Linked DNA regions of Mus musculus: region 1 is linked to region 2. Evidence: chromatin loops called from intact Hi-C (ENCODE). Cell type or tissue: heart. All regions are shown on one strand. Links, peaks and the distances in the headings refer to the core of each region. The heading gives the core; the rest is flanking DNA. Region 1 has its middle 21 kb from the start of Rbms1. Region 2 overlaps Gm39833 (a long non-coding RNA gene).

What was found. Peaks named below come from ENCODE experiments on the same cell type or tissue, not always from the same donor. Only the 100,000 strongest peaks of a DNase experiment are listed, where the experiment ranks them.
Region 1: a loop joins it to region 2, with 5 times the contacts of the local background. A loop is called at or near these places in 2 of 42 quality-filtered maps.

Annotation. Positions count from the first base shown.
Region 1 is chr2:60,899,511-60,904,894 of GRCm38, reverse strand. It overlaps a transcript of Rbms1 not described here. Among named protein-coding and RNA genes, the nearest start is that of Rbms1, 21 kb to the right of the region's middle. In heart, for the core only: no CTCF peak of the experiment used is centred there; DNase peaks (open chromatin) are centred at 1,164, 3,194 and 3,674; H3K27ac peaks cover 1,064 bases.
Region 2 is chr2:61,136,228-61,141,611 of GRCm38, reverse strand. All of the region lies in intron 2 of Gm39833 (a long non-coding RNA gene), which reads right to left. Among named protein-coding and RNA genes, the nearest start is that of Gm39833, 11 kb to the right of the region's middle. In heart, for the core only: no CTCF peak of the experiment used is centred there; DNase peaks (open chromatin) are centred at 2,461, 2,831 and 4,531; H3K4me3 peaks cover 787 bases; H3K27ac peaks cover 1,919 bases.

The DNA.
Region 1 (5,384 bases), core at 79-5,078, 240 kb after region 2:
AACACAGTTTGGATTTGGTTTGTTGGAGCCAGTGGAGAGGCAACACTCATAACTATCTTCATCAGTCTGCACAAAAGAGGCCACTCTTGCCAAGGTTGGGAATGGGGACACAGAAGTTAGCTAACGATATTCATTCGCTGACCGCATCACCTGCCCATCGACAGGCAGATCTAGTCCTGCCTTTTCAAATGATATTTTCTATACTGCTACTGGAAAAGATCTTACAAAACAGCATTCCCAATTGTTTGTGGAAGCTGATTCAGCTTCTCCTACATCCCCTGGCATGTTGAGACCTCCCCTCCCCCCTTCCCCCTGTCCTCAACAGTAAGGAAATGCAAGAATCCACAGTGGTTCTGTTGTTTGTTTTTAAATCTCCACCATGTAGAACCTGAGGTTACCCAAATAATTTCCAGAGATTTTTTTTTTTTTTTTTGCTTTTTTGCTTTGTTTGAGAGTACAGATAGACTAAAACAGTGTACTCAATCAAATGTTGGGCTGCTTCCTTCGACTACCTCTTAAGTTCAGCTCTTGTAACCAAGCGCGCATCTCTTGTGGTCTCAATTACATCCGGTGTTGTGAGCTGGTAGCATTTCCTCCATTGAGAACGCCCCATCATTTGCCAAACTACATTTCTATGAATACAGAGAGAAGAAACCTCATGGCACTAAAGAGTGACATTTAAGAAAAAACTGAGCTTAAGTAGAACTTTAATTTTGAAAACAAACAACCCAAACCCCCAACTCATTGTATGTGTTGTAAACAGCTTGGTGAGATGATTATTCAAATATATAGGTGACAAAGGCACATGCTGCCTGCCTCAGAAGAACCCTGCTTGTTTTTTCTCGAATATATATATATCCATATATATATATATATATATATATATATATATATATCATTCATATATATATATATATATCCATTTGTCTAACAGAGACCAGAGATTCCGTCCCTACACTAGTTGTACAGACTTGAAATAATGGAAGTTAATTTGCATTTCTTAAAATGGTCTTCTCATAGACATGTTTCTTGGAACAGTATTCTGTGCACACAGCTGCAGTCAATTGAGTAAAAGTTACTCCCAGACAAGAATGAAATTCAACTTAACGGTTTGAACTTGCCGGGAACACAGCCCTGTAGCGTAAGCAAACCACAGGATTGGGAAACTGGACGCAGGTGCCCTGCTGGGGAGATTTCTTGTAAACAGCACCCAATGGGAACCGTCAAGCAGGGTCAGTGTTTCTAACCAAATGATTTCCTGTTCTAGAACAGTGTTCACTCTTGCATGTGGCGATCTTATTTTGAAGGGTTTCCCCTCTCTGATCATTTTTAGATTGCGTTCTAAAGATAACAATTCCCTTTTGGAATTGTATTCATAAAGACTAGTTATCACAATGTGTGTGCATAATCATTAGACAGACACACATGTCATGTTTATGGCTAAGCTCCCTAAAACTTAAAAAAACTTTGTTATTCTTCATTCTCAGGCAATTTTATTACCTTTCAGTTTTAGTCTTCCACTCGTTCCTTTATTTCGGAATGAGTACAAGTTTTCTCTGTGTAGCCCTGACTGTCCTGGAACTCACTATGTAGACCAGGCTAGCCTAGAACTCAAGAGAGCCTCCTGTCTCTGCCTCCCAGGTTCTATGCCCACACCACCCCGTCATCTTAGATATTTAAATAGGTTTTTCAAAGATCTGTTGGGGAGGCATTGCTGACTTCTGTTTTGCTACATAATGTACTTCTTTGGTTTCAGAAGGGAATGTTGCCGTGCTGTAACTTGTACCCTGCCTTAGTGTTTTAAGGTCCTCAGTGAGAAAAATGTAACAAGATGCCTGGCTTCTCTGCACATCACTTTTGTCGTCTAAACATCTAGTGTGCACTTTTAAGTTAGAGGTTATCAGTCTGGAATAAAGTCTTACCACATTAAGCCAGAATTAACAAACATACATTCCAGCCTTCTCCATTTGCAGGAAGCAAAACTATTTCCGGCCTTACTTTGCTGACAAAGAAGCCAGACTTTTTTTTTTTTTTTTTTTTTTTTTTTTTTTTTTTAATTCCTCGACGGGACTGGTAAATGGCCTTGAAGACCTTTGTTTATAATTTTTCTTTTTCTTTTTTTTTTTTTCCTCCTGAGGAACTGCCCTCCCTCCAGCAGTGAGATGCTAATTAAAGAGAGGCTGCTGACCTGAAGTGGGTTTAGAAGTCACTGAAGTCACCAAGAATGAGGTGGCAACAAGAGCTGGACAGGAAGGGCCCATTCCCAAAATAGAACACAGTTCTTAAAACTCTCTCATCACAGATCTGCTGGCTTCTAGTAGCTAGAAAAATGTGTCCTTTGGCATAAAACATGTAGGCTTCCAATCAAAGGAGCCAGGGGTTCATACTCTGTGAGAATTTGCCACAACTGACACTAAGTTGTAGCTACGAAATTATAATCTGTTTTAAAGGTATTGGTATTATGTAAACATTAAATGTGTGTTTTAAAATTGAGGAAGGATAATTAATTTGTATATGTTTGTACATGTGTGTGTGTGTCGAGGGAGCTCTTTCTAGTTATTCCTGTTCAAGAATATGGAGCAGCTCACAGTACAAATGGAAGGCTTTTTACTATCTCTACAATCTTTCATTGGAATAAAATTAATGTCACTGATGTAGGGGAAAGGACTACAATGTCTTTACTAATAACTGTTTAGAAAGGAAAAAAAACAGATAAGCAGGCAGGACTGACTGATTACAGTTCTCTCCTTTTAAAATGGTTTGAGATTGGCAAGTCCTGAGCTATAAGGCTGAAGAAGTGCTCGTTAGTAGACCGTGTGCCTGTTGAACACGAAGCCTGAGCCTGAGCCCAGAACTGCAACATTTAATTCATTGAAATGAATTAATCTGCAAGAATCTGATCCTCCCAAAACTCTGTTAGTATTTGTTAAGCAGGCCACTTTGTGAGAGAGACTCATTCCTGTTTATCTTAAGTAGTGGGGTGAGGCTGTACTGACGTCATATAAGGGGATCACCCCGAGTTAGGAAACAGAGCTTAGGCATGCTGCCTCCCTGCACCTCAGGACTGACCAGTGAGCACGGAGCCTGTGGATACCCGCCAAGCCGGGTAACCTCCTTTGGTTCGGGCATAGTTTTAAAGGCAAGAGTTCTAAAATGTCCCCTTGAGCGCCGACCATTCCTATCTTCCAGCTGCTCTTGGCTTTGTGAGTTTCAGAGGCTGGCTCCCTTGCTTCCTGGTATCCACAGCTTGTCTTTCTTCCGGAGTCTATGTTGAAATCCTGTGAGTCACCATGTGTCACTGCTTCTTCTAGCATCAGCTTACTCCTGCCTCCTCGACCGACCGCAGAAGGCTCCTCCTTCCTGCTCGGTGTCCGGTGCCTCGACCATACTCACTCACCGACATTGGTTGAATGAATTGACGAACAACCAGTTAAGGGATGTAAAAATATTTTTAGAGTCTCTTTTATTTAAAAAAAATGCTAATAAAGTATAAAACAACAACAAAAGCAACGGGACAGGAAATAGATGTTTTGAAATTTTTTAAGAGAGCTACTCATCCCTTTAGGTGAAAGAGAATTCCCTATGGGAGCTGAGGCGAAGGCTTATTGGGGAAAGTGATTGCCTTGCAGGCTTGAGATACTAGGCTCTCCCATTCAAAATAGTACTGCTCTGAAGCCCTTCCACTGCACGCTGACCCAGTTAAGCAGCTGGACCTCCAGGCATGTATGATCTTAACTTTACACGCCAAGTAGAGCAGTCATCTTCTCGATTTGTAGTCCAGTCAAGAGGCAAAATTAAAGTTTCTAATACGATTTGAAGAGTACTTTTACTAAGAGATTAATAATTTCTAAAGAAAACAGAAATTTCAAATTACTTTAAGGTAAACATCCTGTGTATATTTATCGTTGCCGGGAATTGAACTTAGGTCCTTACACGTACAAGGCAAATGCTCCACTACTGAGCTATATTTCCAGTTGCAAACATCATCTTCATATTTGCCTTTAAAATCCCTTTTTTCCCGGTTACTGCCCACCTTTGCCCTTTTAGTTGCTCAGGAAGTTAAAAATAAATAAATAAACACCAGGAAAGAGTCCTTCATTATTCATTCCTTTGCATTCTTTTTACTTTTTAAAATGTGCACAGCGGCTCTGAAATTCATTACGCAAAATCAGTTTTAGTTTTTGCTGCATGTCTAGTCACTTGTGGGTGAGTAGACAGGTGATATAATTACATCCAAGCGTGTGATTTTTTTTTTCTTTTTACTTAAAAGTTTTCAACCAGAAGTTGTGTTGACATTCAGTTTGAAATTCAGTTACTTGGCTCTTAGCTCATGGAGATCCAACAGTTGCCCATTAATGGCGCTTTCATTGCCCTGCACTTTGGAAGCCCTAAGCATTCCCAAATGCACTTAGGAGCATTTCCACTCATTAGAGAACCAGTGTTTCTCAGAGCTGTGGCTGAAGGCTTCCTGTGTGAAAACCAAACAAAATGGGCAATAAGAGTGCCATGTGAGTAGAGGAAAATTTTGTTCTTAATATTATAAAATTACAATTTTTTTCCTTCGCCTCTTACATCAATGTAAGAGATCACTTCTGATTCCAGAGTTACAGTAGTATAAAATATAAGTGGATATATCAAGGGGAGGCAGATGATAGATGATAGAGGTAGATAGAGAGATGATAGATAGATAGATAGATAGATAGATAGATAGATAGATAGATAGATGATAGAGAGATAGATAGATAGGATAGTAGATTAGATGGAAAGATAGATAATAGATAGTAGGTAGTAGATGATAGATAAGGTGGTAGATTAGATGGATAATAGATGATAGATAAGATGATAGATTAAATAGATGATAGATTAGATAGAGGTAGACAAATAGATGGGCAGATAGGTGATAGAAATGGATACATATATATAGATAGATGATATATAGAGATAGATGGATGGTAGATAGATAGATGATAGAGAGAGATATAGATAGATGATATATAGATGATAGAGAGATAGAGCTAGCTAGCTAGATGGATGGTAGATAGATAGATCCATAGATACATAGGTAGATACACAGATACATAGATAGATTATGATGTGGAGACACAAAAACTCAAGAGAGTTTGACCATGACCAGTGAATTTGGCTTCCAATCAAAAAGCTAACCTTAGAACCATATAGATAGACTTCTTTGAACCAGTGGAGATCATTATGATTTCTGTGGACAAGATCATATCTTTTAAAAATATGGAATAGGGACGAGAGGGGACAAAAGAGGACAACCAAAAGATGACAACTTGGAATTCCAGGAAGCAGGTGGATGACATGGATACAGAGCTCAGTAATGTTGTATGGGCAGAAAGAAGGCGCTAGGGAGAGGGTGGGAC
Region 2 (5,384 bases), core at 256-5,255:
CTACTTCATCACTCCGTGCAGAGAGCTGAGCCTTCTCAATCTCTCGTTGAATAAATGGAAACCATTTTGCAATCGCTTCAGGTTACTGTTCACTTCAAACAAGAAAATCTGTATTAGTATTCCTACAGGGGATTTGTAATTTTAGTCTCACGAGTCCAACACATAACAGATGAACTACTTTTTAAAATACCCCCCACAGAGTTGATATTTGGGGGAAAAACATAACTTGCAGTTTAAAAATGCAAATACATTTATTTATTTTAAAAGAAGCAAAACGTGAAACGTCAGAATGGGCTGATGAGAAGCGAATGTTTCCCCGGTGCTGTTCATTTGTTTGCACTGGAGAGAAAGGCTCTGCTCACCAGGGCCACTTCACACAGCAGCGCTGACCTAAATTATCTTTTGCTTTCCATCTTGGTATTTGGCTGCACAAAAGAAATGTAAAAAAGAGAGAAAAGAATTTCTGCCAAACATTCGCCAAAAGTTGAGACTACTAATTCAGTAAGAATAACTTCATAGCTCTGTCATGCTATATTTGTTTGGATGGATGGATGGATGGATGGATGGATGGATGGATGGATGGATGGGCAGATGGATGGATCGATCAGTGGATTAATCAATGGATGGATGGATGGATGGATGGATGGATGGATGGATGGATGGATGGATGGATAGATTGATCCAGGAAGGGTCACATGTAATTGATATTTATTTACTTACTTAGACATGGTGTCATATAGCCCAGACTGGCCTTCAACTCCTAACTCTTTTGCATCCACCTGCAATTGCAGGCATCTGCTATCACTAACAACAACATCTGGCGTTGTTTTACAATGTCATGGCTTCATCAGCTCATTGTTAGAGCAGCATCATGGTTTAGATGACATAGTCTCGGCAGACAGGTGTAGTTTTGGAGGTGAAGTCCTTTGCTTCTACTTCTATTCTAACAATGAGGATGTGAGCCTCCAGCTCTCCTTAAAACCTTCTGCATTGCCAGGTCGTGATGGCGTACACCTTTAATCCCTGTACTCTGGAGGCAGAGGCAGGCCAGTCTCTGAGTTTGAGGCCAGCCTCCTCTACAGAGCAGGTTCCAGGTCAGCCAGAGCTACACAGAGAAACCCTGTCTTGAAAAAAACAACCGTCTTCTTTGTCTCCCTACCATCTGTTTCTATTATATATAATAAATATCACTGGAGCTTTCTTCCTAAGTTTCAAAGAAAAGGCAGAACAAAAAACCAAAATAATCAACCTCCTCTATCTCAACTTGAATTCTTTCTCTAATATTTCTTTTGTTTTTCCCTTTGAGCAATAGTTTTTATTTCTTCATCATTACAATTTACATTTCCCTGATTTGACTATAAAGCTCATGCAGAGCATAGCATAGCATATTTTATTTATTTATTTATTTATTTATTTATTTATTTGATATTTTCTTTATATACATTTCAAATGCTATCCCGAAAGTTCCCTATACCCTCACCCACTCACTCCTGCTTCTTGGCCCTGGCATTCCCCTGTACTGAGGCATATAATGTTTGCAAAACCAAGAGGCCTCTCTTCCCAGTGATGGCCAACTAGGCTGTCTTCTGCTACCTATGCAGCTTTCTTCCCCGGCATTTCTTTTCATAAATTGACATCATATAGGAATAAGATATGCAGTATACATTGTCACTAAATCATCCCTCCCCATGCTCTCCCAATGTCCAGTCTAATCCTAGTTTGTTTACTGTGTTCCTTCTCCACAAATCCAGGAGAACTGGGAAGACAGTTTATGGGGAGGGAAACAGAACTGAGAAAAGCTGGACTTCTCCTTTGCAGACAGTTGGTAGCAACTGGGGGGAAACTAAAACTCTTCACATACTCTTAGCTCATCCTAATGGTTACACTTTCCTGACTATCCAGCCAATGCCTAAAGCTGTTCACAAAACTTCTGGAAACTTAAAATCCCAAGCAGCGAGAGCTTGATAAATTGAAGACGCTCTTCACTTCCTCTCAAGAGCCTCGGAGCACCGAAAAACTCGCCGAGGAGAGCTACTGCAGCCGCTTTGCACAGCACATTTTTGCTGTAGAGATTTGGAGTGGTGTAGGTCGAAATTTTGACCCTAAGCACCGGGAAGTTCCCGCCCATGATGTGAATCCCGAGAAACATCTGGAGTCTTGTGCAGTGAATCTCTAAATCTTCATTTCCCCATGTGGTGCGCACACAGGTTGTACGTTATGATTTAATCAGCTGTCTTTAGAACAACAGGCACTTGGAATTCAAACACATTAGAAGGGATGGTGGTGTTTTGAGAGTAACAGCAGGACCACACTTCTGTCCCAGAGCAGCCCTGGCCGAGAGTTCCTAGGATCCTTTTACACTTGTACAAAGTAAACTTTCCTTCCTTTGGTCAAAGGGACAGGGCATGCGCTATCTCAAAGAAAATCCACTGCTCTTGCGCCTCGTGACTCACCCAGAGACTTGGTTCAACATTAGGTCACCGTGGAACACTGACTGTAGCAGAAACACATAAAGTCTCCAAACGGGGGAGAGGAGGACGCTATTCCGGAATCCTGTTGCCAGAGTAACATAAACCCAGTGTGTTTTCACAAGGAAATGAGTCACTTGTTTCTGTTGGCTAAAACTCTGTTTTCTTTAATTTCATATTTTAGCTTGTTTAATATATGCCGAAAGAGCCCAGGGTTTCCAGTTTTCAGACTGGGATAACTTGCTAATTAAAAGCTCAACAGAGGGTTTTGCATGGCAATTAAACCAAAGGGGATAAAAGGAACACTCTGGCAAGCAGAAGCACACAGGGAACCAGAACGGGGAAGCAAGAGCACTCAGGGCACAATCAGCTGTCCAGAGGGAACAGGAGGGGGATGTGCACCAGGAGGCCCCCAGAAGAAAACAACTCCAAAAGTCATCCACTGGAATGATACAGCACCCTCAGACCAAGTTAACATCTCCTTACCCGGATTCACTGGGTACTGGCATGTTTTTCTTTCTTTTAGATGGTCTACATTAGAAGGCATAGGAGTCACAAGGGCCACGAGATGCAGACTGGAATATAGGCAAGGAAAGGGAGAGCAACCATCTATGGGGCATCAGGAAGCAACAAGGACTGCGACATTCAGCAGAAAAGTCCTCAGTGTTTGGTATAGATGGCATGCATCTGGTGGTTGGGTTTATCCTGTGGGGTTCTAGATGAGGCTTTTTTTTTTCCTGAGATGCTAAAATATCATTTCTCAGTTTCCTAGGAAGGCTATCGTGTGTGTGTGTGTGTGTGTAATAAAAAAAGGTCAACCTTCCCTTAGACTTACTGTAAGTATCATACAGTTAGTTATATACAGAGCATCCCAGTAACAAAGAGGAGAGAGGGGGTGGGGGAAGGGGAGGGGAGGGGAGAGGAAAAGAGAGAAGGAGGGGAGGGGAGGGGAGGGGAGGGGAGGGGAGAAGAGAAGAGAAGAGAAGAGAAGAGAAGAGAAGAGAAGAGAAGAGAAGAGAAGAAAGAGAAGAGAAGAGAAGAGAAGAGAAGAGAAGAGAAGAGAAGAGAAGAGAAGAGAAGAGGAATCAGACCTGGATAATTTTTAAATGCCATCAGAGAGACTGGAGGAATAAATAGGGAAATGAAGCTTCAGTGTAAGGAAAGAAAGCTGGCTGATAGCCTTGGTTATAGGCAACAGTAGGGAAGCCAAAGGAAGAGGGGATTGGGGACAATATCTATAGTGATAGGATCCTTAGGAAGTCAAATGTTCCCATAAGGCAATAAGTGGAGGGTTGGTTTCAGGGGCTGCAGAAGAGATTCTTATCTACAAAGTAGGTAGTACTGACCTACTTACTCAAATGTTATGAAAAGCAAGCACTAAAACCCACCCGTAGTTATACAAGCTGACCATGTATTTGAGGAAAGACTAGCAGAAGGGGAAGTGGAAGCTGTATTTAGTATTTGACTTCCTTTCTAACATTTTTACTTGATATTCAATGCTAGGCTCCAACACCAGTATTTAAGATTCATAGAAAAGCTTTCTCCTCTAAACCAGAGAGTCCTCATGGCTTCCTCATTTCTGCCAACGTTGCTATCATTCTGTCTGTCTGTGTGACAATCTGTGTGACAATCTCAGACTCCAGAGCCGCCTCTGAGTCTTCCCTTCCCTTCCCTTCCCCCCTCTACCCTGCATTCCCTCCTTCTTATCTCCTTATCTCCTTCTCTGCTTCCCTTCCTCCCTCTCTCCCTCCCTCTCCCCCCCCCACACCCCCACATCCTATGTGTCTGATCACTCACCACCTCACCACACTTACAGGGTTTTGTGTAGTATTCTATTATTCTATTGTGTAGACATGCCTTCTTGACTTTTTTTTTTTTTTTTTTTTTTTTTTTTTTTTTTTTGTAGCCAAGTCCGTCCTTGTCCAGAACCCTGGCTGTCACTTCACAGCTCATTTATCACAGCCATTTTCTAACTGGTCTCTGCCTGCAGTCACTCACTCCTGCAATCCATCCTAGTGGTTACTGCAGATGGGCTGTTGTGAAATTCCACTAAACATGTGGGGTGGGGCTGTGGGGAGCTCAATCCTGCTCAAAGCTACCATGACATCCAAGTTTAGGTATGCAAACTAGTGCTCAAGTTCTCCATATTAATAGTTCCTCATTCACCCAGCTTCATCTTCCATGCCTCTCATCTGAAATCCTTCTCTCTGAGCATGTCACTCCCTCTCCTTTCTCCCCTCCCCCCACTTAAAGATGCTCCTCCCCCTGGAAAATAGCCCCACCCATTTCATTCCTACACTCTCAGGTCTCACCTCGCTGACCAGCTCCCTCCTCCCCAAAGCTTGCAGGTATTCTGCGCCATAATCCAGCTTATATTTATTTAAAATTTTTAAATATTTAAAAAGTGAATTTGGATCTTGTTCAAAAATAAAATCGTACCTTTCTAGACAGGTGTACTGGACTGTACCTGTAGACCAGTATACTCAGAAGGCTAAGGCAGGAGGATTGCTTGAGATAAGGAGTTGCTAACCTACCTGGGCAGCCTCTTGAGACTGCCATCTCAAAAATAAACTAAATGAATAAAGAATGCTTAACTTTCTGAAGAAAGGTCTTATTGGAGGATTCTATAGTTTCAGTGACATTCTATATTCTCAGTGAATACACAGCCTATAGTGAGTATTTCTTGAATAAAGAGGGTAATTATCTTAATAATGTCATCTGTAGCTTGTGAGGCTGAGTTGAATGTTTTTAATACATTTTAATGAGTGTGTTTTCAAGATGTTCATAACTTCCTTTATAGACATCATTTGTTCATCTTTCATGCATGTCTGAAAAATTTAAGAACATTAATTAAATGTCTAATCAATTTGCATCATAATTAGTTCCCTCCAAATCCTTATTTAGCACCATGGTCTT